Regions from separate parts of the Homo sapiens genome. Here region 2 is linked to region 1. The links are chromatin loops, found by intact Hi-C in ENCODE. Cell type or tissue: heart left ventricle. All regions are shown on one strand. Links, peaks and the distances in the headings refer to the core of each region. The heading gives the core; the rest is flanking DNA. Region 1 overlaps GATAD2B (GATA zinc finger domain containing 2B). Region 2 holds the start of DENND4B (DENN domain containing 4B).

What was found. A loop is a pair of places that touch in the nucleus more often than their neighbours do. Peaks named below come from ENCODE experiments on the same cell type or tissue, not always from the same donor. Only the 100,000 strongest peaks of a DNase experiment are listed, where the experiment ranks them.
Region 2: it touches region 1 in a loop (3-fold over the local background); 39 of 110 quality-filtered maps call a loop at or near these places.

What each region holds. Positions count from the first base shown.
Region 1 is chr1:153,820,143-153,822,642 of GRCh38, forward strand. All of the region lies in intron 2 of GATAD2B (GATA zinc finger domain containing 2B), which reads right to left. Among named protein-coding and RNA genes, the nearest start is that of SLC27A3, 46 kb to the left of the region's middle. In heart left ventricle, for the core only: a CTCF peak has its summit at 1,354 (motif pointing right); no DNase peak of the experiment used is centred there.
Region 2 is chr1:153,943,458-153,954,575 of GRCh38, forward strand. DENND4B (DENN domain containing 4B) reads right to left here and starts at 3,261. Exons shown (of 28, transcript NM_014856.3): 1 at 2,844-3,261; 2 at 601-940. The coding sequence starts at 917. CRTC2 (CREB regulated transcription coactivator 2) reads right to left here. Exons shown (of 14, transcript NM_181715.3): 4 at 10,798-10,859; 5 at 10,081-10,149; 6 at 9,809-9,912; 7 at 9,348-9,377; 8 at 9,114-9,178; 9 at 8,940-8,989; 10 at 8,561-8,805; 11 at 7,803-8,209; 12 at 5,658-5,927; 13 at 5,001-5,187; 14 at 4,218-4,872. The coding sequence ends at 4,652. RefSeq lists enhancers at 1,513-1,612, 1,933-1,982, 2,451-2,951, 3,763-3,832 and a silencer at 2,473-3,372. In heart left ventricle, for the core only: CTCF peaks have their summits at 3,302 (motif pointing left) and 3,510; DNase peaks (open chromatin) are centred at 1,834, 2,594 and 3,244; H3K4me3 peaks cover 1,856 bases; H3K27ac peaks cover 1,993 bases.

The DNA.
Region 1 (2,500 bases), core at 1-2,500:
TACTGAAGAGTACACAAAAGAAGGAAGTATTAATAATTTGAGGGAATAGTGCCAAGAATATTGTCTACAGCCTTACAGAAAAGGATTAAACCTCCAGAACCAAATATATTGAACTTGCATCTACTTACCAGAGTTTTATCCAGCATCTTACCTCAAAAAGAGTCTAGAAATTACTTTGAAATCTAAATCTCCTGCACTGACTCCTCTTACTCCTAATCCTATTTACTAGATAACTCTCATTTAGGTCATTCTGGGGTTAGCCTTAAAAGCATCATGCTTATTTGTGTAAGATGATAAAAAATGGCACATACTGCTTAAGACCTAGGTAACAAGAATTCCGGAAACTCTAACTGCCTCAGGTTCCCAAATCCGTGACTGTATCTTCTAATTCTCCTCTAATTTCAAAGATACATTCCCAGATCCTACTTTCCTTGAGATTGTCAGCGTAGTTGGTAGTATATAGGTCGAGGGCAATTGTTCTTTGGTCCTTTTTTTTTTCCCTCTTGAGACAGGGTCTCACTCTGTCACCCAGGCTGGAGTCCAGTGGCCCGATCACAGCTCACTGCAGCCTTGACCTCCTGAGCTCAAGCGATCCTCCCACCTCAGCCTCCTGAGTAACTGGGACTACAGGCATGTGCCGCTACGCCCGGCTAATTTTTGTACTTTTTGTAGAGACAGGGTCTTACTATGTTGCCCAAGCTGGTCTTAAGCGACCCTCCCGCCTTGGCCTCCCCTTTGGCCTTAAACAATCAACTTAAACCCTTAATGATCACAGATCGCTAGCTGTCCACTTCTCAGGGTTTCTTGTCCTAGTTGCTGTTGGCACATGGAATTTTTTTTTTTTTTTTTTTTTTTTTTTTTTTTTGAGACAGGGTCTCACTCTATTGCCCAGGCTGGAGTGTAGTGGTGCTTGCTACATTCTCAAACTCCTGGCCCCAAGAGATTCCCCCCGCCTCAGCCTCCTGAGTAGCTGGGACTACAGGTGCACACCACTGTGCCTGGCTAATTTTTTATTTTTTTGTAAGGGGTGGGGGTCTTGCTATGCTGCCCAGGCTAGTCTTGAATTCCTGGGTTCAAGTGATCCTGCTGCCTCAGCCACCCAAAGTGTTGGAATTACAGGTGTGAGCCACCATGCCCAGCCAGGACATGGATACTTTTGAACAGGGAACCCCGATCACTGGAATAAGCAATTTCCTAACAGGGTAAATCTGAGTTGCTAAAATCAACCAAACTTAGGTAAGGAAATAGAATAGGAGGATAGAAAGGTAAGAATGACTATCTTGTGAACTATTAAATTTGTCTAGATTGCTGGCCACAGACACAGCAAGCTGAGAAGGTAGAAATACAGAAAAAGCCACTAGAGGGAGAAAAGAGCCTTTCATTCTCTAACCCCAAATATGAGGAGTAACAGGCCTGAATAAAGTGTCTGCATTCTTTTTTTTGAGATGGATTCTGGCTCTGTCGCCCAGGCTGGAGTGCAATGGCGCGATCTCGGCTCACTGGAACCTCCGTCTCCTGGGTTCAAGTGATTCTCCTGCCTCAGCCTCAGTAGCTGGGATTACAGGTACCCGGCACCGCGCCTGGCTAATTTTTTTTTGTATTTTTAGTAGAGACGGGGTTTCACCGTTTTGGCCAGGCTGGTCTCAAACTCCTGACCTCGTGATCTGCCTGCCTTGGCCTCCCAAAGTGTTGAGATTACAGGCATGAGCGACTGTGCCCGGCCTGAATTCATTTTTAAAGCGTGATTTACTTCTCATTTCTATATTCCTTTATACTCCCCCTCTATGATTAACATGGGTCATTTTGGGTGGGCAGATCACTTGAGGCCAAAAGTTTGAGACCAGCCTGGCCAACGTGGAGAAACCCTGTCTCTACTAAAAATACAAAAATTAGCCGGGCATGGTAGTATACGCCTGTAATCCCAGCTACTCAGGAGGCTGAAGCACAAGAATCACATGAACCTGGGAGGTGGAGGTTGCAATGAGCCGAGATTGCACCACTACACTCCAGCCTGGGTGACAGAGCAAAACTCTGTCTCAAAAAAATTAAAAATAAATAAAAAATAAAACACCGGTAATTTTGGAATCTGGAAGATTTTTCATTTAGAAGCTCTTTCTATTCTGGTCCTGGCTGGATATATACATTACAGATTATTTCTAAGGTAAGGAATTCTTCCTTGCTCAAATGAGTGCCACTTAACTGCTTAGGAACTGCCCAGTACCAAGACAGAGATATTACTGGATGGAGATTTGGGAACTGTATGCCATTTATCAGGAAGTTATATCTGAGAACAACTTTAAATGATTATTTTATTCCCAGATATAAACACACCGGTATTAGGTAGATAGCACAGATAAGGCAAAGCCAAAGCCTCTCTGTTTTTCTTTTGAGTCGGAGTCTTGCACTGTCACCGGGGCTGGAGGGCAATGGTGCAATCTCGGCGCACTGCAACCTCCTCTCAGGTTTAAGTGATTCTCCTGCCTCCTGAGTTGCTGGGATT
Region 2 (11,118 bases), core at 1,755-4,254, 130 kb after region 1:
ACCTGAGGTCAGGGGTTCAGGACCAGCCTGGCCAACATGGTCAAACCCCATCTCTACTAAAAATTCAAAAATTAGCTGGACGTGGTGGCACATGCCTATAGTCTCAGCTACTCAGGAAGCTGAGGCAGGAGAATTGCCTGAACCCAGGAGGCGAAGGTTGCAGTGAGCCAAGATCACACCACTGCACTCCAGCCTGAGTGACAGAGAGAGACTCTGTCTATAAAAAAAAAAAAAAAAAAAAAAATAGTTATACAAGCTACCACTGACTGACTCTGTTAAGTCTGTCACATGGGTTATCTCATTTAATCTCGACCATCCTATGAGGATGAATTATTTTCCCCATTTGACAGATGAGGAAAACAGGCCCAGAGGAGCTCAAAAACCTGCCTAAGCTCTCAGAGCTAGCAAGGAGCAGCACTAGCACATGAAATCGCATCTGTAAGGACTAAGTACATACAACTTCAGTCCTTCCTTCCTGGCCCCTGGCCCACCAGGCTCCCATCCCCATTGCCCTTCCCTTGTTCCATAGTCCTACCTCTCCCTGTCTCACTGGAGTCCCTCCCAGCCTCCCCTGGTGCCAGCATGGGTAGGGGCACACACCCCAGCTCAACGAGGGGGGGCTTGTCACGGCCCCTGCGGTAGCAGATGACGGGTTGAGTTCCACCCAGAAGTCCAGCACTGAGTTCCAAGGGGTGGCCCCCAGCAGAAGCCTGGATGCATGTGTAGCCCTGGGGCACTTCCTCGCCCAGTGCCCTAGCGATGACTGCCACATCTGTGATGGGCTCAGCTGGCCGGGGAGGGCGCAGGGGCCCACTGGGTTCAGGAACCCACGTTTCCTCAGGGATGGGTGCTCCGTTCCCTGCAAGCCCAGCTACCACGAAGTAATCCACCAGCCGGGGGGGCCGCTCCTCCGCCATGGCCCCCCCCTCACTCACTGCATCTGGAATGGTCAAGTGGGAGAGAGATGAAGCAAGGAAGGCTGGGGATGCCATGGCAACCAGGGTACCCTCTTGCTCCCCTCCTCTTCCTAGTCCTTCCAAAGAAAGGCAGGATAAGGGGTCGGCCAATCCTGAACTCTTCCCCCTGTGACATCACTGCCCACCACAGCTTCTTAAAGAGACCAGATCCCTCCCACTTAATGGTCCTGGCACTCCCCTCAAAGAACCTAAACTCCACCACACACAGCTAACCTGAGCTATGACATTCACATTGTCCATGTGTCCCTTTTAAAGGCTCACCAGTTATAACATCACAGAGATCACAATCTTTTTTGTAATAGCCTTCCATGACATCATTCATGCTGGCCATGACATCATACCAACCTTACAGTCTTTTCAAGGGTTTCTGACCTTCCTACTCTAGTTATGACACCATAAGAACCTTGTGATCCTGCCAATGTTCTTAAAGAGCCCACTCCTAGGTTTTTAAGAGGACCCCATGGGTTTCTGAGAAAGCCCACAAAACCCAAGCTTTAAGAGTCTTTTCAACGAACCCAAGTGTCCTTTCTCCTAGCTTAACTCCACCAATCTGGCCCAAAATCCAGTGTTCTCACACCTCCAGGATCCTTAGGTAGCTCGTTAGATCCAAAGCAGTTGTGAGAGACAAGTCCCGGCCATCCCACACCCTCCACCATGGAGCCCAGAGACAGAAACAGGCCCACAACAGCCTAGTTCTCACCTGCCTCCATGGCCCAACCCCGGGGAGTAGGAGCCCCAAGGGTCCTGAGGCGCCCCAGGGTGCAGAAGCTGGGAAAAAGCCTGGTGGGTAGCTCGCAGCAGGGGCCCAGAAGCGTGGGGGGTGCTTCAGAGGGGAAGGGAGGTTACTTCCTGAAACAGTGGAGGGGAAGCTGCAACTCAGAGGAAGTCAGCCTATGGGTGTGTGTGGTGGCGGTGGCGGTGGTGGGGTTACCATTGAAGGTGCCAGCACAGCATTACGCCAAGTTGGAATCTCAGACTATAGGATCCTGAGCAAGGCAGAGGAGGCTCAGAATGGTTCCAGGATGTGCAGTCCTGCTAACCTCCTGCTGTTCCCCCAGAGAACAGGGAATAAGGAATCTCATAGAGCCAGGCTGGCTTTCTTCATCACCTGGCCTCTGGACACACACACACACACACACACGCACACACACACGCACACACGTACACACACCAACCCCAGCTAAATTTAGACTCCACTTCTGGGAGGTAAAGCCAGGAGTCAGCGTCAGCCTCTTGATTTAATTCTGGGGCACAGACCTGTCCCTCATCCACTGAGGGCGAATGGGAGCCCTATGCCCAAGGCAGCAGGCAGAGGCCATTAGGTGGGACCTTCTGAGGGGCAAGTGGGTGGCACCCATCCGCAGGACCTGCGCACCGGGGCCTCCCCTCACCAAGCCAGGGAAGAGTCCTGCAGAAAGCAGCCCTTTCTCCCTAGGGAAGACAACGGGCACAGGGCCCACTCCGGGTCCCCACGCCCGCGTGCCGGGTGACGGGAAGTTCGGGTTGGGGCAGAGGGCGCGCCGAGGGGGAGGAGGCTGAGGAAGGAGCAGGAGGGCAGAGAAGCAGGCGCGCCGGCGGCCGAGGACGTGACGGCAGCAGCGCCGGCCGCCGCGTGACCCAAGCGGGAGGGAGGGCGGCTCCGACTCCGGCACCCACGGGAGCAGAAGGGGGTGCAGGAGGCCGGGCACGGCGAGCTAATTGCGGGAGGTGCCCTCCCCTCCACTTTCACTTCCCCAGGAGAGAGGAACCGGAACCAGATGTGCAGTGAGGGACAGCAGCTGGGGGCCATCCCCCACCCCGCCTGCCGCCCGCGCTCCCTCCTGCCCGTCCCCGCCTGCCGCCCAGCCCGGTCCAGCCCCTACCTGCCTGTCCCGCGCTTCCCGGCCGGCCGGCCCGCTGGCGGGTGGCTCGGAGGGCGAGCTGGCGGGCCGGCGGGCGGCGGGGCTACCCGGCCCCAGACATGGCGCACCCGACTTGGGCGCCGCTCCCGCCCGGGCAGTGAGTGAAGGAAGAAGAGGCGGCCGAGGACCGCAGAGCGCGGGGCGCAGTGGAAGGAGATCCGGGCGGTCCCCGCGTCCCCGCCGCGCTGCGCCACGCGGGGACTGTGCTGCCGCGCTGCTCGCTCGGCCGGCTCGGTCCTCCCAGCTCCCGCGGCGCCGGGGACCCAGCGTTCCTCCGCGCGCCCCGCTTTCTCTACTCCCCCAACCCCCGCTCCGGGCCGCGGGCGCCGCCGCTACCCCCACCCCTCCTCCTCGGCCGGCGGCCGTGACCCTGGCAAGCGTCTGCCCAAAGCCCAGCCGCCTGCAGCCCGACCCCTGGCGGCTGGGAGGGCCCCCTGCACCCAGGTAGCTTCCCACCATCCAGCCCGTGCCTCAGGACACTGACCCCAGGCGACCCAGAGGGCCGCGGCGCGCTCCCTTCCCGCCTGGGTCCTGCAGTCAGATGTGGCAAGCATGATGTGGGCGCAGGTGAAGTCCCGAAGGTCTAGTCTACGGGGACCCAGGTGGCTCCCCCTACTTCCAGGTTTAGGGCACAGGGCATTCCCTTTGGACCAGAACCAGAAGCTCTCAGTTCTCTTTTTTGAAAATGACAAGAGCTTTGGAAAGAGGAAGAGAGGCCAGGACTGCAGGGTGTGGAATAGAGCAGTGGAGGTGGGGGTAAGGTAACTGCGGGGCTCTACTTTTCTCACTATGCGGGTTGGGGGAGTGAGGGGTGCAGAGGCCCACACGGCTGGTCCAAGGGCTGGCAACCCAATCCAGAAAGAGAAAACCTTCAGAACATGCATGGCACTGAAGGATCTGTTTAATTAAAACTAAAATGAATGAGTGGTGAAGAGTGGAGAGGGTGAAGTGAATGCATGCATAGTGAGGGAGTGAGGATGAAGGCTTGCTTCCCTGAGACCTAGGAGCACTTCAGACCTGTGGGCTCAGCCAGCAATCACCTCCTTACCCGACTCACTGCCAGACCTAGGGTTGAGGAAGAGGAATAACTTGTCTGATCAGTCAAAGCCCCCATCTGATGCTGCAGCAGGGCCCTGGACAGACAGGAGGGCACATGAAGTGATTTCCTGCTGCCGTGGAAGCCTACATCCAGCTGGGTACAAATTCCGAGGCTGTGGGGCCCTTCCACAAAGCACAGTGGTGCTAAGAAGATGCAAAAAGCCTAATAGATAAAAAGACCCATGGCCCTATAACTCCCTAGATCCCCAGCCATGCCCCAAATAACTAACCACACCAAGGGTTTGATATGATTTTTTTATTAACATATAATAATATATTTAATAAAAAATAGTATCCACTCTGGCTCTCTCCTCCACTGCAAGGGGAAGAGTGGTGAGGAGGGGCTGGCACTGCCCACCCCTAGGCATCCGGAAAAGCCCTGCTTCCAGGGCTCCCCTCTACCCCTGCTTTCCAACAGGCTCTGACCTCCAGACAGACGGTTCAAAGTTACAAGTGCTTTAGGCCCTCCCTTGAGTTCCCCCAGGCCCATCCCTTGCGCAGAATTCAGGGGCCACCTGGACAAACCCCTTGCTTTTTCTCATTCTTGGCATCCTTCATTCATGCTAGAAAGAGGATCTGGGGACAGAGAGTAGAGTCTCTACCTGCCAGGGGGAAGGGAGGAAAGGAATGGTGGTGGGGGATGGGGCCAAGAAGAGGGATGGTGATGAGGTGCCCTCATTGGAGCCGGTCACTGCGGAATGACTCCTCCACAGCAGGATCAGGCAGCAGGGCACAGGGGTCACTCAGCATGTTTAGCCCTTCCAGGCCCAGTGGCTCCATGCGCAGCTCATCTTCTAGCCCAAGCCCTAGCTCCAATCCAGCTGCTGACACCTCAAAGCCAGGCACTCCGGCCAGGGCTGCTGCAATCTCCTTAGAGAAACCTGGAGAGGAGTCCCCTGTGGGTAGAAGAGACAGGTGAGGACCCCATGTCCTGTAAACTTTTCCAAGACCCCTCAATCTCCTACTCATTAGTGAATGTGTCACTTCCTCCTTCCATTTCCCATCACCACCCACCCCCATTCACCTGTGAGGATGATGTTAGGCCCTGAGCCATGGCGGGAACAGTGGGTCAAGTTCTGGTGGTTGAAGGTGTGGGGATCCTGGGGGCCACCCATTGGCCCCTCACCCCCTAAAAATCCAGGCCCTTCAGAAAAGCCAGGGGGATCCAGCACCAGGCTGGCTGATGGGCTCTCCATGCTGAACTGCTCCAGCTATAGACATACAGACAAATCTTTAGGAAGTAGGATTTAGAACTGGTGTCCTGCCTAGCCCTGCTAACATATCCCCTTTGCCCAGCAACCTTCATCCACCCCAGGAACAGAGGCAATGACAGAGGGAGGTGGCAGCAAGCAGAGCGACAGAAGCGAGCACGGGGCCCGAAGTAAGTATGGGCACCGTACCTGCTGGGCCAGAGCATGTGCATGCCAGGAAGAGAACGGGTCAAGGCAGAAGTCATCAAAGAGCAAGCTGAGCAGAAATAGAGGGGCAGGAGTAGGGTCAAACGCAGGAAGAGAGGAGCCCCAAGCTGGCAGTGCTATGTTACCTCCGGGGAGAGGAGATCTCCCCACCACCCACCCCACCTAGATCTCCCCATTCACAGTGCACCAGCCATGCCATTCAGGCCCCATTGACCCACCCTCACCCACTCCCCTGCTTTTGAGCAAGGAGCCTGAGTACTCACATTCCCCAGGTTGAAGTCACTCATTGGCCGGTGGTAAGACTGTTGCCCATGCCCACTGGGCCCAGGTGGGTACGGTGTCCCATAATGAGACTGCCTGCCTGGGGGCTGCCCACCTGAGGACTGCACTGAACAAGACTGAGAGGGCAGCCCTGGCTGCTGTAGAGACTTTGGGGTGTGGGGCTGGGTAGGCAGAACCAGACTTGGGGAGCTGTATGGGTATGGGGGTAACCGCTGGTCAGTGGACAGTTTACTGGTATCCAGGGGGACGCCCTGAAAAGAAGTAAAAAGAGGGAAGCTTACTGCTCAGTGTATACCCCAAGAACTCTCAGTCAGAGCTTCCCACCTTCTTTAGCTACAACCATTCCCAAAACAAACATGACAACATTCCACATTCTCACGGGCATCCCTGGGGTTGAGTGCAGTTACTCAACCCCAGGGATGTGTATTAGTTGGCAGGGTGTGGTGGCTCATGCCTGTAATCCCAGCACTTTGGGAGGCCCAAGGCAGGTGGATCACCTGAGGTCAGGAGTTCGAGACCAGCCTGGCCAACATGGTGAAACCCCGTCTCTACTAAAAATATAAAAATTAGCTGGGCATGGTAGCAGGCGTCTGTAGTCCCAGCTATTCGGGTGGCTGAGACAGGAGAATTGCTTGAACCCAGGAAGTGGGAGGTTGCAGTGAGCCAAGATCACACCACTGCACTTCAGCCTGGGCAACAGAGCGAGACTCCGTCTCCAAAAAAAAAAAAGTGCCTATCAGAATGAAAGTGATATAGTGAGGCTAACACAGGGGTAATTTTAAATCTACTCCAGAAGTAAACTATTCTCTTTTTTTGAGACAGGGCCTCACTCTGTTGCCCAGGCTGGAGTACAGTGGTGCAATCATAGTTGGAACTGTAGCATCAACCTTCCTGGTTCAAGTGATCCTCCCATCTCAGCCTCCCCAGTAGCCAGGACTACAAGCGTGCGCGACTGCACCTGGGTAATTTTTTATTTGTTGTAGAGACTGGGTCTCACCATATTGACCAGGCTAGTTTTGAACTCCCGCCTTGGCCTCCCAAAGTGCTGGGATTACAGGCATAAGCCACTGTGCCTAGCCTTAGAAGTAAACCATTCTTAAATCTTGATACTTGAACTATTTATTGTTAGTAAATAAGGAACTAAGGTTGAGAACTGCTGTTCTACAGCCTTGAAGAGGCCAGAGGGGGTGGGAAAAGAAAGAAAGAAAAGGAGAAAGAAAGGAAGGGAAGTCAAGCTCACTCCACACTCTGGGAACAGAGCCCTTGCTAATCTGGCCTCAGTCTTTCCTACAAAAGAGGGGACCTGAGTAAAGATGGAACACAGAACACACATTCCAGGGATAGCAATGGAGGAGGAAAAGTTGGGCAGAGGAGAGGGAAAAGAGCATTTGGATGAAAGAAAAGAGGAGTAGAGATAGAGAACAAGAAGAAAAGGACAGGAAGGGAGACAAGGGCTAAGAATTTCATCTCTGTGGAAAAAGCCCTAAACTAAGAGCTTCGAGTTCTAGTCTCAACTCTTCCTAACTTGCTGGGTAAACTTGGAAAAGTCACTTTCCCTCTAGGTCCCACTTTCCTCATCTATTAAGTGAAGGAATTGGGCTCCACAGTAGGAAATTGACTGATTCTACGAATTCTATGAAATTAGGAGGGGATACAGGGGAGGAGACGGGACAAGATAGAGGCATGAGATAAAAGACAGATATAAAACAGACAGGAACAGAGGAGGCAAATAAAAGGAAAGGGTAAGCTACTATTTGTCAAGCATACCTGGGCTATGTGTGGTGCTAAGTATTTTATGTATGTTACTTCATTTGATCCTTATGAACCATCCTTGTTTTAGAAATGAAAATACTGAGGCTTATAGAAATTAAATAACTTGTCCAAGGTGACTGCTAGTAAGAGGTGGAGCCAGGGTTTGAAGCTAAAAAAGCTTAACCACAGCGTTTGGGTTTGCACTGTGAAGCAAGAGGAGACAAGATGGATAAAAGATGGGGCAGGCGGAGGACAGAGGAATGGAAGGGGATGAGTATAGAGTAGGTATTTCAGGAAAGGAGGGTGGGAGGGAAACAACATGGCAGGAGAAAAGGGAAGGGAGACAGACATGCAGGGAAGGCAGCCACGCATACCTGAGTGATGGAAGACAAGGTGGGTGACATTGTTGGCGAAAACTGTTTGGGCAGCTGCTGTTGGGACCTTCTGGCGTCGGCTGGGCCCGCGAGCAAACTCAGGGGGCTGAGGGGCACACGGCGGTGGTGGGGGGAGGCCCCAGGGGTAGAAGCAGGGTAAGAGGGGGCGCCCAAAACAGGAGATGAAGTGGAGGAGGAGGAAGAGGAGGAGGAGAGAGCCGGAGCACTGAGTGAGGGGTGGCCCAGGGAGGTGGTGGGCAGTACATGGCGGGCCAAGGAGGAGGCAGGCAGAGAGGGGTGGCTGTGGGAGCCCTGAAGCTGGGGCTGAGGACTGCTCAGGGAAGCCTGGAGGTTGGGATTGCTTAGGGAGGACTGCAGGGATGGGTGGCTGAGAGGTGAATGAAGTCCTGCAGGCACAGACAAAAAACCAGAGATGCCAACATTACTGATGGGAACTGAGCCCCTTTCCACCCAGAATGGGTGGCAGTGACCAGACTATGAAAGCGGCAACACAACGTCCTCCCTACTCTATCCCTGACAGCACTGCCCATCTGGGGACTGCCCTTCCTCTTCTTTCTAGGAAACACCACACCTACCAGTTATCACTGGCTGAGAACTGCCGTGAGGGAATCCTGGGGTGCAGAGGTGACAGGCGGTGTGGGTGATCACAGCAGGATCTCAGGTGCTCAAACCTACCTCCCCTTCATCCCTCCAGTCAGGCAGCACCCAGTGGGCACATGGCCAGGACAGTCACTCACCTGGTGCATCATAGCCTGGGCCCAGGCCCATGCCCCTGCTGATGCCCAGGTGAGTCATGGTGTGGGTCAAATTGGAGGTACTGTTGCCCCCACTCAGGCTAGGGTAGGCTGTCTCTTCAGGGTCCAGGGGGGTGGGCAGTGGTGGGGGAAAGTGCAGGTTGGTGAGGTCAGGTAGGGAGCCCCCCGTGTTCATGGCAGGTGGGAGGACAGGCACATTGGCAGGCTGGTCAGGAGATGGAAAGATGCTAGGGGAAGGAGAGAAAAAGAAAGATGTAAATAGGAGGGTGGGTGCAGTGGTCAGGGAAGAGCAGAGATCAGTCTCCTACATCTCCCTGTACTTCCTTCCCCCACCTCTCAGCCAACCTCAGGGAGTACTTACTTAATTCCAGGGACTTCACAGGACCGAGGTCGGGAAGAGGATGAGGATAGCTGAGGAGAGAAGGGAGAATATGGAAAATGAGGACAGTGCTCAGCAGAGAACCCTGGAAGGCCTGCCCCATGGCAAGGGGATAGCAGAGAGACTAGTGGGTGACACCCGGTGGCCTCCTCCTACCTTCTTAGCATCCCATGGCTTCAGCAAATGCTTGTCATCTAGCAAGTTCTCCTCAATAGCAGGTACTTGAAAGAGAAAGACTGGTGATGGGAGAGTTGGAGAAAGAGCCAGTAAGGCAGGACAGGAAGCAGAAGCAGGTGGGAAGGAGTCCTGCTCCCTGAACCTGCACACAATCCCAACACCAGCCCAGAAATTCTTTGGCATTCAGTACCCACAGCAGTGAGGAACACATACCTTTGGGGTCCATTTCACCATCCAGAATACCTGCAAGGGATACAGTGGCATTGGCTGCAGTGCTCACTTGCCTACCTGCTTTAAATAGCTCCATGGAGGCCGGGTATGGTGGCTCATGCCTGTAATCCCAGCACTTTGGGAGGCCGAGGCAGGTGGATCACGAGGTCAGGAGTTCAAGACCAGCCTGGCCAAGATGGTGAAACCCCATCTCTACTAAAAACACAAAAAATTAGCCAGGCACAGTGGCAGATGCCTGTAATCCCAGCTACTCAGGAGGCTGAGGCAGGAGAATCGCTTGAACTCGGAGGGCGGAGGTTGCAGTGAGCCGAGATCACGCCACTGCACTCCAGCCTAGGCGACAGAGTGAGACTCCGTCTCAAAAAAGAAAGAAATAATAAATAAATAAATAAATAAATAAATAGCTCCATGGTTACTCCCAACCCTGGGACAGGGCCACTTACCCCCACGTCGGCTGGGCAGGATGCTGGGAGGTGTGGGGCCTGGGTAGGTATCCTGGGGACTGGGGTTCATCACACTTGTATGAAGGGCAGAGTCAGAGCTTGTCCTATGGGGGGAGCAGGAATGAGCTGACACCAGTGACAGTCTTCCTGGTCCCTAAGCCCTGCCCAGCAAGGGAAAACACTAGCTGGTCTGGAACAGGGTGGGGGTGAGGGAGCAGGGCCCCAGAAACTACAGATAAGAGATCTGGCCTAAAGAAGGCAAAAGCCATCACCTGTTAAGTGCAGATGGTAGTCGAAACAACTGCCCCTTCTCTGCAGGGAAATTGCCCCAGGCCATCGTCCTGGGGTAGAAAAACAAAGTCATGAGGAGGAAGGCTGGCAGTGGACAAGAAGGTGGGCATAGGGGTTGGAAAATGTGGGGCAGCTAAGGTGGAAGTAAAGATGGCTGAGCACCCAGATCATCCCCTTTTCTTTCTGGTTCTTCTCCTGCCTATGATTGACCCCTCCCCCAGTCAATCTAAGAGAGCTGGAAACTTCTCTCTGCCAGGACCAGCTGAATGGGAATCTTGGAGCCCAGCAGCATTCCTGGGTATGAGCATTGAAAGTGAGATGGACAAGGGGAGAGTTTAAGAAATCTAAAAGTGCCAGAACACTACATCTTGCACCCACCCTTGACAGAAGGTTGCCATTTTCACCTGCCCCTCTGCCATTCTCCCCTCCCCCTTACACACACACCCCAGCCTGGCTATGGTTCCCATTGGTTCTGCTCTGGCTGGACTGGGAGGCTTGACCACTAGTGTCAACATGGCCAAGGCTGGACTCTGACCCACCTACTCCAACTGTCTCCACCTCTCTCAGCCCTGGCGTTATAGGAAGAGGTACTGTTGAAACCTTAGCCCAGTAATCCCAGCCCCAACCCAGAAGGGGCAACTCCTTCCAGAAACACGTCAGAGAGTAGGCAGGAGCTTCTGCCCGCCCTGGACACTTACCTTCGCCAGCTAGACTCTGGGGGAGGAGATAAGTAGGCAGGACTATAGGGAGAGCTGTCAATGTGAACAGCACCAGTTAAGGAAAAAAGTAGAGAGGACAGATGAGAGAGGCCAAATGAGGAAAGAACAATGAAGGCAGCAGATAAGTTGTTTCAAGAAACTCATACCTTTCTCCTCTTCTATAAGGGACAACAATAGGATCAAAGAATGGAAGAGAAAAAGGGAATCAGGTCTAAAGGGGCTGAAAAAATCCAGGAGAATGTTCAGGCAGGGCTTGGAGGAGACAGTTATGCAGGTCTCTGAGACTGAAAACTTAGAAAT